Linked DNA regions of Mus musculus: region 1 is linked to region 2. Evidence: chromatin loops called from intact Hi-C (ENCODE). Cell type or tissue: gastrocnemius. All regions are shown on one strand. Each heading gives the region's core, and the rest is flanking DNA. Links, peaks and the distances in the headings are about the cores only.

Evidence for each region. Peaks named below come from ENCODE experiments on the same cell type or tissue, not always from the same donor. Only the 100,000 strongest peaks of a DNase experiment are listed, where the experiment ranks them.
Region 1: it touches region 2 in a loop (2.7-fold over the local background); 16 of 42 quality-filtered maps call a loop at or near these places.

What each region holds. Positions count from the first base shown.
Region 1 is chr12:76,493,029-76,500,974 of GRCm38, reverse strand. No RefSeq gene overlaps it. Among named protein-coding and RNA genes, the nearest start is that of Gm40445, 26 kb to the left of the region's middle. In gastrocnemius, for the core only: a CTCF peak has its summit at 4,491 (motif pointing left); DNase peaks (open chromatin) are centred at 4,463 and 6,007; H3K27ac peaks cover 353 bases.
Region 2 is chr12:76,717,279-76,725,224 of GRCm38, reverse strand. No RefSeq gene overlaps it. Among named protein-coding and RNA genes, the nearest start is that of Sptb, 11 kb to the right of the region's middle. In gastrocnemius, for the core only: a CTCF peak has its summit at 4,438 (motif pointing right); no DNase peak of the experiment used is centred there; H3K27ac peaks cover 995 bases.

The DNA.
Region 1 (7,946 bases), core at 3,529-6,028, 220 kb after region 2:
AAGACTAAGGGGCCCACAAAGAGTCTCAACTTCCTTTTTAGGTGGTATTTTATTTTGTTTTGAAACAGGTCTTACCGAGGCTAATCCTGAACTTATTAAGCAGTTCAGGATTGCCTCAAACCTAAATTTGTAAGCATGCACCTCCCACTTAGGGCTCCCAGCTTTTGGCTTAGATGGTTTGGGTGGATTTGAAACATTGAGGAGGAACAGGCTCGGGGGAGAGAAAGTGGGGTGAGATTTGTTAACTAAAGGGATAAGACTTCCACCAGGTTGGAAACCAAGAACTATGATAAACCTACCCATTAAGAGGCCAACTGAATGGGCCGGGCATGGTGGCACATGCCTTTAATCCCAGCACTTGGGAGGCAGAGGCAACTGAAGCACCATCTTGGGAAGGGTTATCTCATTCCTCCCCCCAACCCCCCTAGTGTTTTTGTTTGCTATTCTGTCTTGCTTTTTATGTAGCCCTGGCTGTCCTACAACTCACTTTGTAGACTAGGGTGGCTTCGAACTCACCCACCAAGTGCAGGGATTAGAAGCATGTGCCACCATTCCCAGTTATCATTCTAAAGCTCTAGGTAGGGGAAAGACTTGGAGAGTTTCATTCATCATCAGTAAGCTATGTCTTCTCACTGTCCCTGGGCTGCGGTGCTGGGCAAAATAACAGAGGAAGACACCGGAAGGCAGATGATAAACAGATGTAGATAAACAGATGTCCCTGGGGCTGGGAAGGAGCTGTGTATCGATAAGACACATCCGATCAGCCGGAGATAAAACCTGGAGTAGAGAGAACAGAAACCTCCAGAGGTCAATAGCACTAAAGGCAAAAGCTATTTGTGCCATGCTCCTCCAATAGAACAGCCATTGCCCTTGTGGGTGAGTCTTTGTGCCCCTGGAGTGGCTGCACCGAGGGAGGCAGTTAAATGGTGTGACCAGTCTTGGAGAGGAATATTAAAGTCCCTGACCCCCAACCCAAGTTTCCCCGGGTTCAAGTGTGGCCCAGGAGAAAGTCCTCGATCGATCGTCCCCAGGAATGCAGAGGACGTGAGTGAAGAGCTGGGACCTGTGAATCGCTCAAGCGGGAGGGGAATGGATGGAAAGTGAGCAGGAGCTCAACCAGGTTCGGTTCACAGAACTAACACAGGACGGAGGAGCCATGCCAGCCACCCGGCACCTCGTAAGGTGTAAGGTCATTTCACAGATGGCACTCAGGTCTTGAGGAGAGCACAGGGGCCAGCACCCAAACCTGCCACCTCCTCCACTGCCCAGATAAACCCAGGAAGGGCGACCAGAGAGGAAAGACAGAGAGGAAGTAATAGTCCCTGCAGAGGCAGAGGCTTAATTATCCGTCCAGCAAAGCAGGACTCTTCAACCGATTTACAGTCAAGATACTGGTTCTCTGTAATTGCCAAGTTTAAACTGGATAAAGACCAGGTATGTAGGGACACACCCTCACTTAGGAGGTGAAGGCGGGAGGATTAGGAGTTCAAGGTCACCGTCACCTGTGCAGTGAGGTGGAGGCTGGTCTGGACTACATATGACCTTGTCTCAAAAAAAAAAACCAAAAAAAACCAAACGTTTGTGTGTGTGTGTGTGTGTGTGTGTGTGTGTGTGTGTGTGTGTGTGCGTGCGCGCATGCGCATGTGAATATGGTAAAATATATTTTACTCATGGTAATGGATTAAGCAAATGTACTTGCATCATCAATCCCACTTACGGTTGACACAAACGTGCATGTGTGAGGTTTGCATCCATTCTAGAGACTGAAGAGCTTCCTCGCTTTAGAACCAGCTTAGCTCTGGCCCTTGATGTTTGGCAACTTCTGCAGGTTTACTTTAAGTCGAGTTTATGAGCTATAATTTACATACAGCAAAGCCCTTTCAAAGTGCACGCTTGAATGTGTTTTGACAAGTGTGCGCACTTGGATAACCATCACCTCAATTAACATCTGAAATAGTTCCATCACCCCAAGCGGCACCCCTTTTGGGTGGTTTGAATCCCCGTGGCCACCCAACCCAAAGGCCTCTGATCTGACTTCTGACTTGGTCGCTTTGCTTTTTCCAGAATGGAATGTAAATGAAATCATGGGTTATGGGGCTCTTTATGCTAAGATTTTAAACACACTTCCTTAACTACCCAACTTCCTCCTCTTTATCCACTCAGCCTTCTCTGCCAATTGCTTTATATGGACAAGTCCTGGGACAGTAGCAGCCTCCCGCAAGGCCTGCCTAGACCTATTTGTAAGATGACAGGCCCCACAGAGTATAGCTCTGTGGAGTTAACATTCAATCCTGCAGGTCCTACTCCTCCTTTCCTTCTCCTCCTCCTCCTTTCCTCCTCCTCCTCCTCCTCCTCTTCCTCCTCCTCCTTTCCTTCTCTTTTCCTCCTCCTCCTCCTCCTCCTCCTCCTCCTTTCCTTCTCCTTTCCTCCTCCTCCTCCTCCTCCTCCTCCTCCTTTCCTTCTCCTTTCCTCCTCCTCTTCCTCCTCCTCCTCCTCCTCCTCCTCCTCCTCCTCCTCCTCCTCCTCCTCCTCCTCCTCTTTCCTGAGACAGGGCCTCATATGCCCCAGGTGGCTTTCAATTCATTATATTGCAGAAGATGACTTTGAACTTGTAATCCCCCTAGCTTCCACTCCTGAGTGCTGGTATTTTAGTCATTTACATCACATCCAGTTTTATAGGATGCTGGGAATCCGGCTCAGGGCTTTGTGAGCACAGCTAAGACATATGCCTAGCCCTACATTTTCTTTTCTTCTGGAGGCTTTTCTCTTCGCCTCTGGGAACACAAAAACTCTGCCTTCAGATCAGTGTTGACACCTGCCCCCTCACCCCTGACTCCATCCACCCCAGAAGCTTAGTCCTTAAGGAATGAAATTCATGTACACTACCACTTCCGCTGAGCTTCAAGGCTACCCTCTCATCCGTTTCTCTCCTCATTCTTCACCGTCAGTCATCGTGGTGTCTGTGTCCCCAATATCCAGGGACTTCAAGGCCTGCTCCATCTACTGTAAGCCTGTCAGAAGGCTACACTCCAGGGACGGGTATCCCTGGCTTTCTACCAGAGAGGCAACTTGGTCTCCAAGGGTGGGGCAGAGGTGGGGGTGGGGGTGGGGTGGGGGGAGAAGTGGCAAAGTGTAGAGAATTTAGCTTAGGGATCCTGGCTCCCTCAATGGGAGAACTTTTTCTCAGGGTTATTGACTTCTTGACAGAGAGACCTTAGACTAGTGGTTTTCAACCGTGTCCTAATGCTGCAACCCTTTAACACAGTTCCTCAGATGGTGGTGACCTCCAACCATAAGATAATTTTTGTTGCTACTTCATAACTGTAATTTTGCTAGTTACAAATTATAATGTAGATATCTGATAAGCAGAAGGTCACTCAGTTTTATTGGATGCTAGGAATCCAGCTTAAAGGGTCTTTTGACACCCTACAAAGGGGGCCCAACCTACAGTTTGAGAACCACTGCCTTAGGTCATGTTCAAGTTTTTTTCTTCCCTTTTCTTCCCTTTCCTTTCTTTTCCTTTTCTTTTCTCTTCTTTCCTTTCTTTCTTTTTCCTTTTTTCTTTCTTTCTCCTCCTCCTCCTCTCTTCCTCCTCTTCCTCCTCCTCCTCCTCCACCTTCTTCTTCTTCTTCTTCTTCTTCTTCTTCTTCTTCTTCTTCTTCTTCTTCTTCTTCTTCTTCTTCTTCTTCTTCTTCTTTCTTCTTTGCTTTGAGACAGGGTCTCATGTAGCCTGCTGGGACAACAAAAGCAGAAAACTTTCTCCCAACACTTGTTTGAGACTGGAGACTGAATTTGGAGCCTCAGTTCCTACCAATATTTTCTCTCAAAGAATGTTTCTCTTGATGATGATGATAGTGGTGGTGATGTTTTGGTAATTTTGGGTTTTTGAGACGGGGTTTCTCTGTATAACCTTCTTTGGCTGTCCTGGGACTTTTGCTGAAGACCTGGAACTCATAGAGCTACATTTGCCTCTGTCTCCTGAGCCTTGTGATTAAAGGCAAGCACTGCCACCATTCAACTCTCCTTTTTTTTATTTTTTTGAGACAGGATCTCACTTGGTCACTATGTAGCTCTGGCTGGCCCAGAACTACTATGTACATCAAGTTGGCCTCAAATTCACAGAGATCTGTCTACCTTTACCTCCTAAGGACTGGAATTAAAGGCTTGTGCCACCACATCACACCAGGCCCCAGATCATAGGCCCTAGATCATACTGTTTTAATTTTTACATACTTTATTTATTAATCTTGTGGAGAGGGGAGTGCGGCACGCTCGTGCCAACAAGCCCAGGTTAGTCAGGCTTGGCAGCAGGAGCCTTTACCCTCTGAGCCATCTTGCTGGCCCGAGATCATATTTCAATCTAAAGAGAAAGCATACTCACTATCTGCCTTTCTGGTCGCCCCCTGGGCATTTGCTTTCTTATAAAAGTTTGGAGAAGTCTGAAGGATCAGTCCCAAAGAATGGACAAGCGGCTCACTTCTGCCCCCTAGAGGACATGAAGAAAGAAGCGGGGGAGCTAAATACGTGCTCGGAAATCCTTACAGAAACAAGAATTTAAAACCCTCAATCTAAAGAGAGCATCATTTAGCTCCCGAAAGAGAGGCGGGCTGGAAGCAGGTTATCCGGACCAAGATTAAGAGCATATCAGGGTAAACCGATAACCAGACGGGGACAGCTCACTCCCCACCTCCACCCCTCACACCTTCCTGCTCCCCAGCCCTCATTCCCATCCCCACCTCAAGAGAGTCAAGAGAGGGTTTCTCTATGTAGCTCTGGCTGTCCCGGAAGTCACTCTGTAGACCAGGCTGGCCTCAAACTCAGAGATACCCTGCCTCTGAGTGCTGGGATTAAAGACATGAACCACCACCCGGCCGGAAGCACTCATCTTAACCCGAACCCCAGAGTTTGTTTGTTTGTTTTTTAAGTGTTTGAGGTTTTTGCATGTTTACCATGCGTATGCAGTGTCCATAGAGGTCAGAAGCCAGCATCGGATTCCTGGAACCAGAGCTAAGGACGGTTTGAGTTACAGTGTAGGTGCTGGGAAATGAGTCCTAGTTCTCTGCAAGAACAACAGGTTCTCTCAACCCCGGGAGCTATCTCTCCATCTCTCCAGGCTCTCTGATCCCCAGCACCTTTATACCAGGGCAAGCCTGGGGAACAAACACACATCATTCATGCATCCTACAAAAGCTACCAGAACACCTCTCATCTACACGGTTACTATAGCCTGTGGTGCACTTAACAGAGCTGGGTCTGCGGTCCTTGCTCCAAAGAGGATGGGCCAGTTAGATTATCTCTTTTGAGATACTTGGCTTGCTGATTGAAAAAAGAACCCATTTGCACAATGCCCTGGCAGTCCGGATGCCACCTTGTGCTTGTCGGCTTGATTTCACTTGTTCTGTTGGACCTCAGTTTCCTTGGCTGTAACAGCAGACTGTAGCTCACTAACCTCCTTCCTGCTCTCTGTCTGCAAAGCTTTAACCCCTTCCCTCCCTCCAAGATGGCTGAGGGAAACTTGTCTATGTGCCCTGCCTAGGATGTTGGTCTCCATACCTGTGCAGAGTTATCTCCCCACAAACAGTTCCTGAAAAGCCCAACAGCTGCTGGAACCTGTGCCCTCCCGGTCCCCTAGGCTCTGGGCTCTGGGTATCTCTGTTGCTGGCATTCCCAGCCATGCTGTAGGTCCTTTCTTTTTGCTGCTATCTAGGTTGTAATGTGGATTTTCATTTCACGAGGGAATCCTGGGGGAAAGTACAGTTGACTGAAAAAGGAAAATGTCTAGAAATCCAGAAATCTTGAGATCTGAAATCCATCAGGCCAGGCTTTAAACCCTGGCTCTGTGACTTAATAAGCGTGTGATTTGGAACAAGTTGCCCATGCTGGGCTTGGTTTCTTCATCTACAGAAGGGGCATAAGAAAAATGTCTACATGCTGTGGGAAAGAGGACACCCACATTGTGCCTGCAGACAAGGCGGGTGGTTTGCTTTTTCTCCCCAGACCTCTGGGTTTTTGTAATAACCAGAGGATGTGGGCACACTCCCAAGCATCCTTTCTGCTTGGAATCCCAAATGTGTATTTGTAGATCCTAAGCATCTCTTACCCCCAGCAATTGGGAGACTGCTGCAGGGGAAGACAGGGGAGTCTGAGGTCATCCTGGGTTACATAACGAGAACCTCTCTCAAATCATCACTCACACTCACACTCATTCACACACTCACACACACACACATAAACACAAACACACACATACAAGCACTCATACAGACACACACATATAAACACACACAAGCACCCACATAGACACATGCAAGCACTCACACAGATAACACATAAACACACAAACACTCGCACACATACATACACACAAGCATTCACACAGACACATATACAAACATACTCACATACACACACACAAAGACAACACACTTATAAAATTTTTACATACAAACGCTCACACACAAGCACTCAGATACAAACACACAAATACACACACACTCATATGGACACATAAACAAATATACACTGATACACACACACACACACACAAAGACATACACACACACACACACACACACACACACACAGATTCACGTGGACACCAGAGGACAATTTTTCCTTCCACCGTGTGGGTTTAAGGGTGGAACTCAGTCTTGGAGGCAGGTGCCTTTATTCCCTGAACCACCTTGAAGGACCCTGTCCGGATTTTCTCATTATTTCTCTGCTTCTCATAAAGGGTCCATGCCAAAGATCTCTCCTTTCCAACTTTCCTCAGAACAGAAACATCCAAATAGACAAGCCCTACAAATGTCCTTTCTTTGACCAACAGAACAAGGTCCTCTGAATATGTCCACATGAGAGCATCTGACCCCGGTTCTTACATCCATGCTTCTAGGCCTGGAACTGTAAACTGTACCCAGCCATTCTGTTGGATGCACTTAGTTGCTTTAGAGCAAAGATGAACCAGCATGTTTCCTTTCACCTCTTAGGTAAATATGTGTCCATGTGTTGCCAACAAAGTAAATGACAATTTCAACTGGGTCTTTTGATGCTTCTCTCTCTCTCTCTCTCTCTCTCTCTCTCTCTCTCTCACACACACACACACACACACACACACACACACACGTGCTCACACACTCACTTGCCTGTTGATTAAAATGACGCATTTGGCCTGAAGTCAAGTAAAGGCTTTTTGTTAGTCTGAAGTCATTTTCAGGAGTGGGGGAGGCCATTTCCACTTCTGACTTCCTCTCCAAAGGTTAATAAAAGTGTCAGTGATGGATCAAATCCAGGGGATGCTGGCAGCCCTTACAGCATCACCGGTAAAGCACAGCCACGCCCTTTTCTCACACCAGGTGCCAACACTGCAACCTTCAGAGGAAAACTTTTCTCATGAACCAGAGCTAGCAGGAAAATCCAGAACGGCTGGGAGTGGATCCAGAGCCCTGATTTGCTCTCTTCTCCAGAGATGAGTCACTGACTCACCCAGCATATACAAACATAAGGCAGTGCCTTTTCTTTCTCTCCTTAACTAGGAGACAATTCATATAACATAAATTCATCATTTTAATGTTTGGGGTTTTTTTGTTTTGTTTTGTTTTTTTGTTTATTTTCGAGACAGGGTTTCTCTATGTAGCCCTGGCTGTCCTGGAACTCACTTTGTAGACCAGGCTGGCCTCGAACTCAGAAATCCACTTGCCTCTGCCTCCCAAGTGCTGGGATTAAAGGCATGCACCACCACTGCCTGGCCATCTTTTTAATGTTTACAAGTCAGTGTTTTGAATATGCTGATCTGTGTGCCATACCACCACACTCACATTCTTTCTTTATTATTATTATTATTATTTTGGTTTTATGTTTTTATTCTTCTGTAACTTGAGGCCCTCATACATAGCAAGCAGTCTGGAAGCTAGTGTCCATATACATTCAAAGATTTAAGTTAGTGTTTA
Region 2 (7,946 bases), core at 3,067-5,566:
TTTGTATTAGCTTTTTGCTTATTTGACAATATCCTGAGATCAACAGCCTAAATGAGGAGAGCCTTGTCTTGGCTCATGGCCTCGGAGCTTTCAGCCCACGGACAGCTGGCTCCACTATGCCTAAGCCACATTCCCGTGGCAGCATGGGAACGTTATGGCGGAAGGGAATGTTGAAGGAAAACTGCTTGTGGTACTTCAACCTGGGTGTGGAGGAAATGGAGGGGAGGAAAGCCAGGAAGCCAGAGATAACTTATCCCCTCTAGTGATTCGGTTGCATGATCTGGCTACCTGTGACAGCACCAGCTGGTGATAGCCCTCAAAGAACCTACTTCCCATATCCTGTGGTATGATAATGACTTGTCCCTATCTTTCCATTCAAGCCACCAGACACATTGCTGCCAGATCCATCTCCTAAAACCTGGTTCCAGTCCTATCTATGCTTTGCCTAAAACTTTTCAGCCTTCAGCAGATTTCCTGTTGCTAACCAAATGAGGTAGGGGGTCTTCAGCAGGGTTTTCAAAGTCGGCCATACTATGGCTTCAGCTGACTTTTTCTGTCTTAAATTTCACAGCTTTTTTTTTTTAAAGAATTATTTATTTAATGATATGTATATGAATACACTTGTAGGTTTCTTCAGACACAACAGAAGAGGGTATCAGACCCCATTATAAATGGTTGTGAGCCATCATGTGCTTGCTGGGAATTGATCTCAGGCTAACCACTGAACTATCTCTCAAACCCAACTTTCACAGCTTTTGTTTTGTTTTGTTTTGTTTTGTTTTTCGAGACAGGGTTTCGCTGTGTAGCCCTGGCTGTCCTGGAACTCACTTTGTAGACCAGGCTGGCCTCAAACTCAGAAATCTGCCTGCCTCTGCCTCCCAAGTGCTGGGATTAAAGGAGAGTGCCACCACCATGCCCGGCTTTATTTGTAGCTTTTATATAAATGCATTTATGAGACTGATTCATCTCAGAACCAAACAGTACTAATATCTAATTCCTGCTAAGGTACAATGCTATGCATGGAGACAGGACTAGTCAATAAGTTCTTTGAATTACCTGTATCCACTTTTTTTTTTGATTTATTTATTTTTTTACTATATGTAAGTACACTGTAGCTGTCTTCAGACACACCAGAAGAGGGAGTCAGATCTCGTTACGGATGGTTGTGAGCCACCATGTGGTTGCCGGGATTTGAACTCAGGACCTTCAGAAGAGCAGTCGGGTGCTCTTACCTGTTGAGCCATCTCACCAGCCCCCCTGTATCCACTTTTGCTCACACCTCTAACCCTTTTCTATTAAGATGCACTAATTTTTTTACATTTGTGTGCATAGTGTGCATGTGCACATGTATGCATGTTGTCATGTTTGAGGGCATATGTGTGTGGGTACACATGCGTGCGGAGGCCTGAGGCTACTGTCCAGAATCATTCTTTTTGTTTGTTTGTTTTGTTTTGTTTTGTTTTTCAAGACAGGGTTTCTCTGTGTAGCCCTGGCTGTCCTGGAACTCACTTTGTAGACCAGGCTGGCCTCGAACTCAGAAATCTGCCTGCCTCTGTCTCCCAAGTGCTGGGATTAAAGGCGTGCACCACCACCGCCCGGCTCAGAATCCTTCTTGATCTAGAGTCTACCTTGTTCATTGAGGCAGGTTCTCTCAATCAAATCCAGAGCTCACAGGTATGGCTAGTCTCGATAGTAGCTTGCTCTAGGGGGATCTGTGGGGCAACCTCTCCCTTTGGAAGCTGAGAAGCACAGGCAAACCACCACAACTACCACCTATGTGGGTTCTGTATCTAAATTCCCACCCTCACAATTGTGTAGTAAATGCTTTAACCGCTACTGGCCCATCTCCCCAGACCCAGTGCTTTTATTTATTTAAGATTTATTTTTATTTTATGTGTATACGTGTTTTGCCTGCATGCATGTGAGTATGCCTCATGGGTGTGGTACCTGAGGGAGACATCAGATCCTCTGGAACTGGAATTATAGGAATTTAGCTGTTAGCCAAAAAGTGGGTGTTGAGAACTAAACCTGTAGGTGTCCCGCTGCAAGAGCATCCAAGGCCCTTGCTCATAACTGAGGAACCATCTCTCTAGTCCCAAATACTTTTTCTTTCTATTTTATTTATTTGGTTTTGTTTTGTTTTTGAGACACAGTCTCATTTTGTAGTCCTGGCTGGCCTAGAACTCATTATGTGGACCAGGCTACCCCAAGCACACAGCGATCCACCTGCCTCTCCCTCCTGTTTGCTAGGATTAAAGGTTCACCACTACCATGCCCAGACTACTTTTGTTTTCATTTTAGTGTCAGTTTCCATTTTAAGGCTACAGGAATGCTTTGTGCTAAAGCCCGTCATAGTGGCACATTGCTGTAATCCTGTACCTGGCAAGTAGCAGCGGGGGATTTTGAGTTCAAAACCAGCCTAGACTGCATAGCAAGATGAAACCAACAAACCAACCAACCAACCAAAGAAACAAACAAAATATTATTTGTTCACTACAAGTGTTAAAGGGGCAGGCTCTTACAATTTAACTTTAGTTCATTCACAGATTTTGGGGTGCTTATGGTTATATTAATATATGTTTACAGCAATGTAAATAAGTTGATGTATGGCTATTTTATCAATCAAGTGTTTTTGAGTAGCAAACATAGTTATGCGACTATACGTAAAACTACATATTTAAGTATAAACATCCATTCCTTCCTTCCTTCCCCAGGTAGAGAGTTCTCTGTAAGTGCTTCTAGCTTCCATCAGGGACTCATGGTGGCCATCACCCAGAAAAAAAAGTCATTCATTTTTCAGTTTTTAAGACAAGGTCTCAGCTCAAACTGGCCTTGATCTCATGGCAACCCTGTTCCTTCCAAGTCATGTAATTATAGCATGAGCCACCAGGCCTGGCAGTTCTTCTGAGCCCATAAATACATCTATGGAGGTGTTTCCACTCTGTGCAGGCTGACTACTTGGAAAGAAACCTTTGAAAGCCTCGGTAATTGTTCCACAACAAGATCAGCCGCAGATGGAATCTTTCAAGCTAGTTTCTAACGTGGTTTCCAAGTCTCTACCCCTGTCACACTTGTGCCAAGTCTTGCTGTTTGCTGGACAGAATGACATCACACAACTGCAAACAAGGGTGAATAAAGGCCTAACCCTCTCCCCACTACATCCCTTCCTCCTTTCCTCCCTTTAGCATTGAGAGCCTCTGCTGATTGCACAGGAGCTCAGTGTCCAAATTCTGAAACGAGCCCTTCCTCCTCTCATCAACACTCTGGTGGTTCCCACATTTTGAATTTAGGAAGAATAACATGGCTTCCAGTGGGACGAATCTCAGACCCTGGACATGTCAGCTTTGGAAGTGAACATTAGGAAAAGAGAGTGAGAGGTGACTGTCTAACTAATCATCAGAAATCTCCTTTTTGGTTAGCTTTCTGCAGTATCGCTCTCTTCCTCTCCCTTGCTGATTATTAATGATTTTTCTGTATCTTTTTCTCTCTTATTCCCTTTGGAGTTCAGTCCTCCCTGGTGCCTTAATTTAGTTAATGTTCTAATTAGTGCAAATTCCACTCCAGCAGATTCCCTGAGCTTTTACATCAGTGCTTTTTCCATATGATGAACTCCATTAACAAGACTCTGAATGTTCAAGACAAAGGAAGCAGTAATTTAATGCAATGGGTGCTACCTCATTTGCCCCGTCTTTCTGGTTCAGCTTTCTTGGCTACCATGGAGCCTCCTCAGCAGGTAATTTCATCAGTTAAGAATTGGGGCGCTGACACGAGGCTGATGCCTAGATAGACTCATCTTCTAGAAAGTTCCACATATCATCACTGTACATTAAAAAAAAAAAAAAAGACTTTTATACCAGGGAAAATATCACCCCTTAGGGGAAACAGTAATGCCAATTTCCCAGTAGTGATTTGATTTGTCCTGATGTTCTTTTTCTCAAATCTTCCAAATGTAACTAGACATGATCAGCCGTGTAGTACATAATCTAGACTATGGAATGAAAAGGCTAAGTGAACCACACAGACTATTTGACTTGACTATTTGGTTTTCTAGGCAGGGCTTCTTTATGTAGCCCTGGCTCTCTTGGAACTCACTCTGTAGACCAGGCTGTCCTCAAACTCAGAGATCTACCTGTCTCTGAGTCCTAAGTACTGGGACTAAAAGTGTCCACTGCCTGATATCTGTCCTGACACTTTTAAGTAGTGGTTTAAGCATTTTTAAGCCTTGATTGTACATTGAAGCCAGGTAGAGGGCTTCCAAACACTTGATATTTGGGTCTTCCCACCATAGATCCTAATGTTACAGGTGTGGGGTTCAACACAGGCAGTGGGAGACTTTATGAAGCTAATATAACTGTAGTAGGTTGGAGACCACCACTCTAAACATGGGCAGAATGGATCATCAGCCTCTGTGAACAGCATCATAATACTGTCAGGAGACAGTAGAGGGCAGAATTGACTTAAATTTATGTAGAGATAAATTGTCCTTGATAGGACACAGCAACTAATAATAAAGTAATTGTAATATTTATTATGTTGTGTGGTTGTCTTTTTGTAACAAATCTTTCTTTTATGACTAGAGCCAAGTTACTTTCTATATACAAGAATTTACTGGGGCCTCTTGGTGGCAGCTGATGCTCATCAATATATGTTATATATTGTATCACAGTTCTGAGAACGAAGGGCAACAGTTAATGATTAGGCAGGAATAGCAGGGGCAAAGCAGGATTGCCTGAGGCAAAGGGGATACTGTAACAAGGCTTTGCAAAGTAAACTGGAGTAAACAAATGAAAGCAACCTTACATAGTAATAGTTGACTATTAGACTCCCCAGTATTATTTCTGTGTGTGCCCATTTATCATCATTCACCATCATGGCATACACTATGAGCCACAGAGAGGAAACTTGAGACGTTTGTTTGTTTGTTTGTTTGTTTGTTTTTTGTTTTTTTGTTTTTTTGTTTTTGAGACAAAGTTTCTCATTGTAGCCCTGGCTGTCCTGAAACTCACTCTGTAGATCAGGCTGACCTCAAACTCCTCTGCCTGCCTCTGCCTCCCAAGTGCTGGGATTAAAGGCGTGTGCCATCACTGCCCCACGTTGGGACAGATTTTTAAGTGTTAGACATTGCACACGGCAGTTGAGAAAGCTGGTTCAGGATTTCTCTCGTAAGTAAAAAGTAAGATTTTTTTTAAACATCCTTCAGAGAGCAGGATGAGGCACACAGACAGTAAATCAGTAAAGATACTGTTTCTACTGCCTTTGACTTACATGGACTCTCTGTGTCCTGCTGTGAGTAGTACTTAGTACACAGGGCCAGCTGGCTTCCTGAGTTGCTGAGTCTGGCTCTTGGCAATTCTCCTTGGAGGCAAAGATTCTTCTCTAACTCTTGTGTAGTTACTCTGTGGAGCTGATGATCCCCAAAATGAACATACAGAAGGCCTGGTGCACTGGTGAACAGCAAACACTGTAGAACAAACAATTGAAGTCAGACACAAAGTGTCCCTCACAGCCCATCAGAAGCTTAGCCACAGACCTTTCATCCCTCAGAGATTTTTCTACAGGGTATTACAAGCACGTGTCACACTCTTTGAATGACAGCTACAGGAGTGGCTATATTTAACTAAGTCCCTGACACAATTTGTGTGTGCGCGTGTGGGGAGTGGTTATTCACCAATTTATTTTACTTTGGGTAAAAATTCTTTCACTATTTTGTATGTAGAAAGCTTGTTATTCCTTTGTTGACGTTTCGTATGTGAATTTCAGATTGGCTTAATCTACCTAGCCTCCAATAATTAGTTCTGCACGTTCATTCTTACTTGAGTGATAAGTGTAATTATCAAGATTGATTGGAGCGGAAGTGGTGGTGAACACATGTCTATAATTCTAGCACTTGGGAATTGGAAGCAGAAGGATTAGGAATTGTCTTCCTTAGGGTTTCTATTGCTGTAATTAAATACTATGACCAAAGCAACTTGGGGAGGAAAGGGTTTATTTGGCTTACACTTCCACAGCATCATCAAAAGTAAGTCAGGACAGGAATTCAAGCAGGGCAGGAACCTGCAGGCAGGAGCTGATGCGGAGGCTACGGAGCAGTGCTATTTACTGGCTTACTCCCTGTGGCTTGCTCAGCCTGCTTTCCTACAGAACCCAGGACCACCAGCTTGGGGTGGCACCCACAATGGGTTGGGTCCTCACCCATCAATCACTAATTAAGAAAATGCCTTAAAGGCTTGTCTACAGCCTAATTTTATGAAGGCATTTTGTCGGTTGAGGTTCTTCCCTTTCCAGTGACTCTAGCTGTGTCAAGTTGACATAAAATTAGCCAGCACAGGAGTTCAAGATCAGCCTTTACTACATGGTGAGTTTGAGGCTAGCCTGGACTAATTAAGAGTGTCTCAGAAAACAAAACCAACAAATAAACTAAGAAAAATTGCCAAGTAACTTTTGGAAACGTAAACAATTAAAGCATGGTAGTGAAGAAAACAAAGTTATAAAGATCATCCTGTCTTTACGGAGTTAGGACTGTGTCTTTCTATAGCCTCAGACTGGCTTTTGGGCCAGTCTCATAGCTTGACAGCTCATAGTGCAAGAGGAAGACAAGAGGTGAGGAGCAGACATGGGTCAAGCCACTCCCATCTCCCACATGATTGGTGATATCCCCAGTTGGAAAAATAGATAGGCTCTGCAGCTTTGTGTAACAGAAAAGAGGTTTTTACCTTTGTTTAAAAAACAAAACAAGGGCTGGTGAGATGGCTCAGTGGGTAAGAGCACCCGACTGCTCTTCTGAAGATCCAGAGTTCAAATCCCAGCAACCACATGGTGGCTCACAACCATCAGTAACGAGGTTTGACTCCCTCTTCTGGAGTGTCTGAAGACAGCTACAATGTACTTACATATAATAAATAAATAAATCTTTAAAACAAAACAAAACAAAAAACTATCTGAGTTATTGAGGAAAATACTCAGACATTTCTTTTGCAAGTTCACCAATACTTTGTTCTTGCCTAGCTTTCTGGCAAAACTTGTTTCCAAGAAAACATCTAACATATTTTGCTTAGTTTTTACTATATTTTCCCCAAATTGGAAATATCTGTTGATTTTTACAAAATAGTCTATGCCTATAAAACAAACACTATAGGAAAAGAAGAAGGAAATAAGAATTACTCTAAACCTATCATACAGGAATAAATTGATTTTTAGCAGCATTCTTATTGATATTAACTGTTTAATTTCTGTTTTCAAATTTTTATTCATTTTATTTTTTTCAAGACAAGGTTTCTCTGTACACAGGACTACAGTCCTGTCTTTCCTAGAACTTGTTCTTTAGGCAAGGCTGGCCTCAAACTCACAGAGATCTACCTGACTTTGTTTCAAGCAGAGCCAGGCCAGCCTGGTTTACAGAGTGAGTGTTACGACACAGAGAAACTTTGTCTTGAGAAAAAAAAAGATATTATTTGCATATGTGTGTGTGTGTGTGTGTGTGTGTGTGTGTATCTGTGTGTGTGTGTGTGAAAGTGTGTGCACACATGTGCATGGAAGCCAGAAGAGGGTGTGGAATCCCTTAGAGCTGGAGTTACAGGCATGTGAGTTGTGGCACATGGGTGCTGAATCCAGACACTGATCCTCATGACTGAGCAGCGAGTGCTTTTAACCCATAGGGCATCTCTCCAGCTCCTACTTGGAGCCCTTTTTAAAAAGTTCATAACGTATCATGACATTTCCCTTTTCTATTAATTATAAACCCACATCCTTGCTTAAATGAACATTTCTTTGTGTGTGTGTACATATATATATATATATGTATGTATATATATATATATATATGTGTGTGTGTGTGTGTATATATATATATATATATATATATATATATATATATATATATACCATAACTGGTTTTAAAAGGGAACTTCTATAGACCAATTAAATTTAGTAGAGTTCATCGTTGCAAA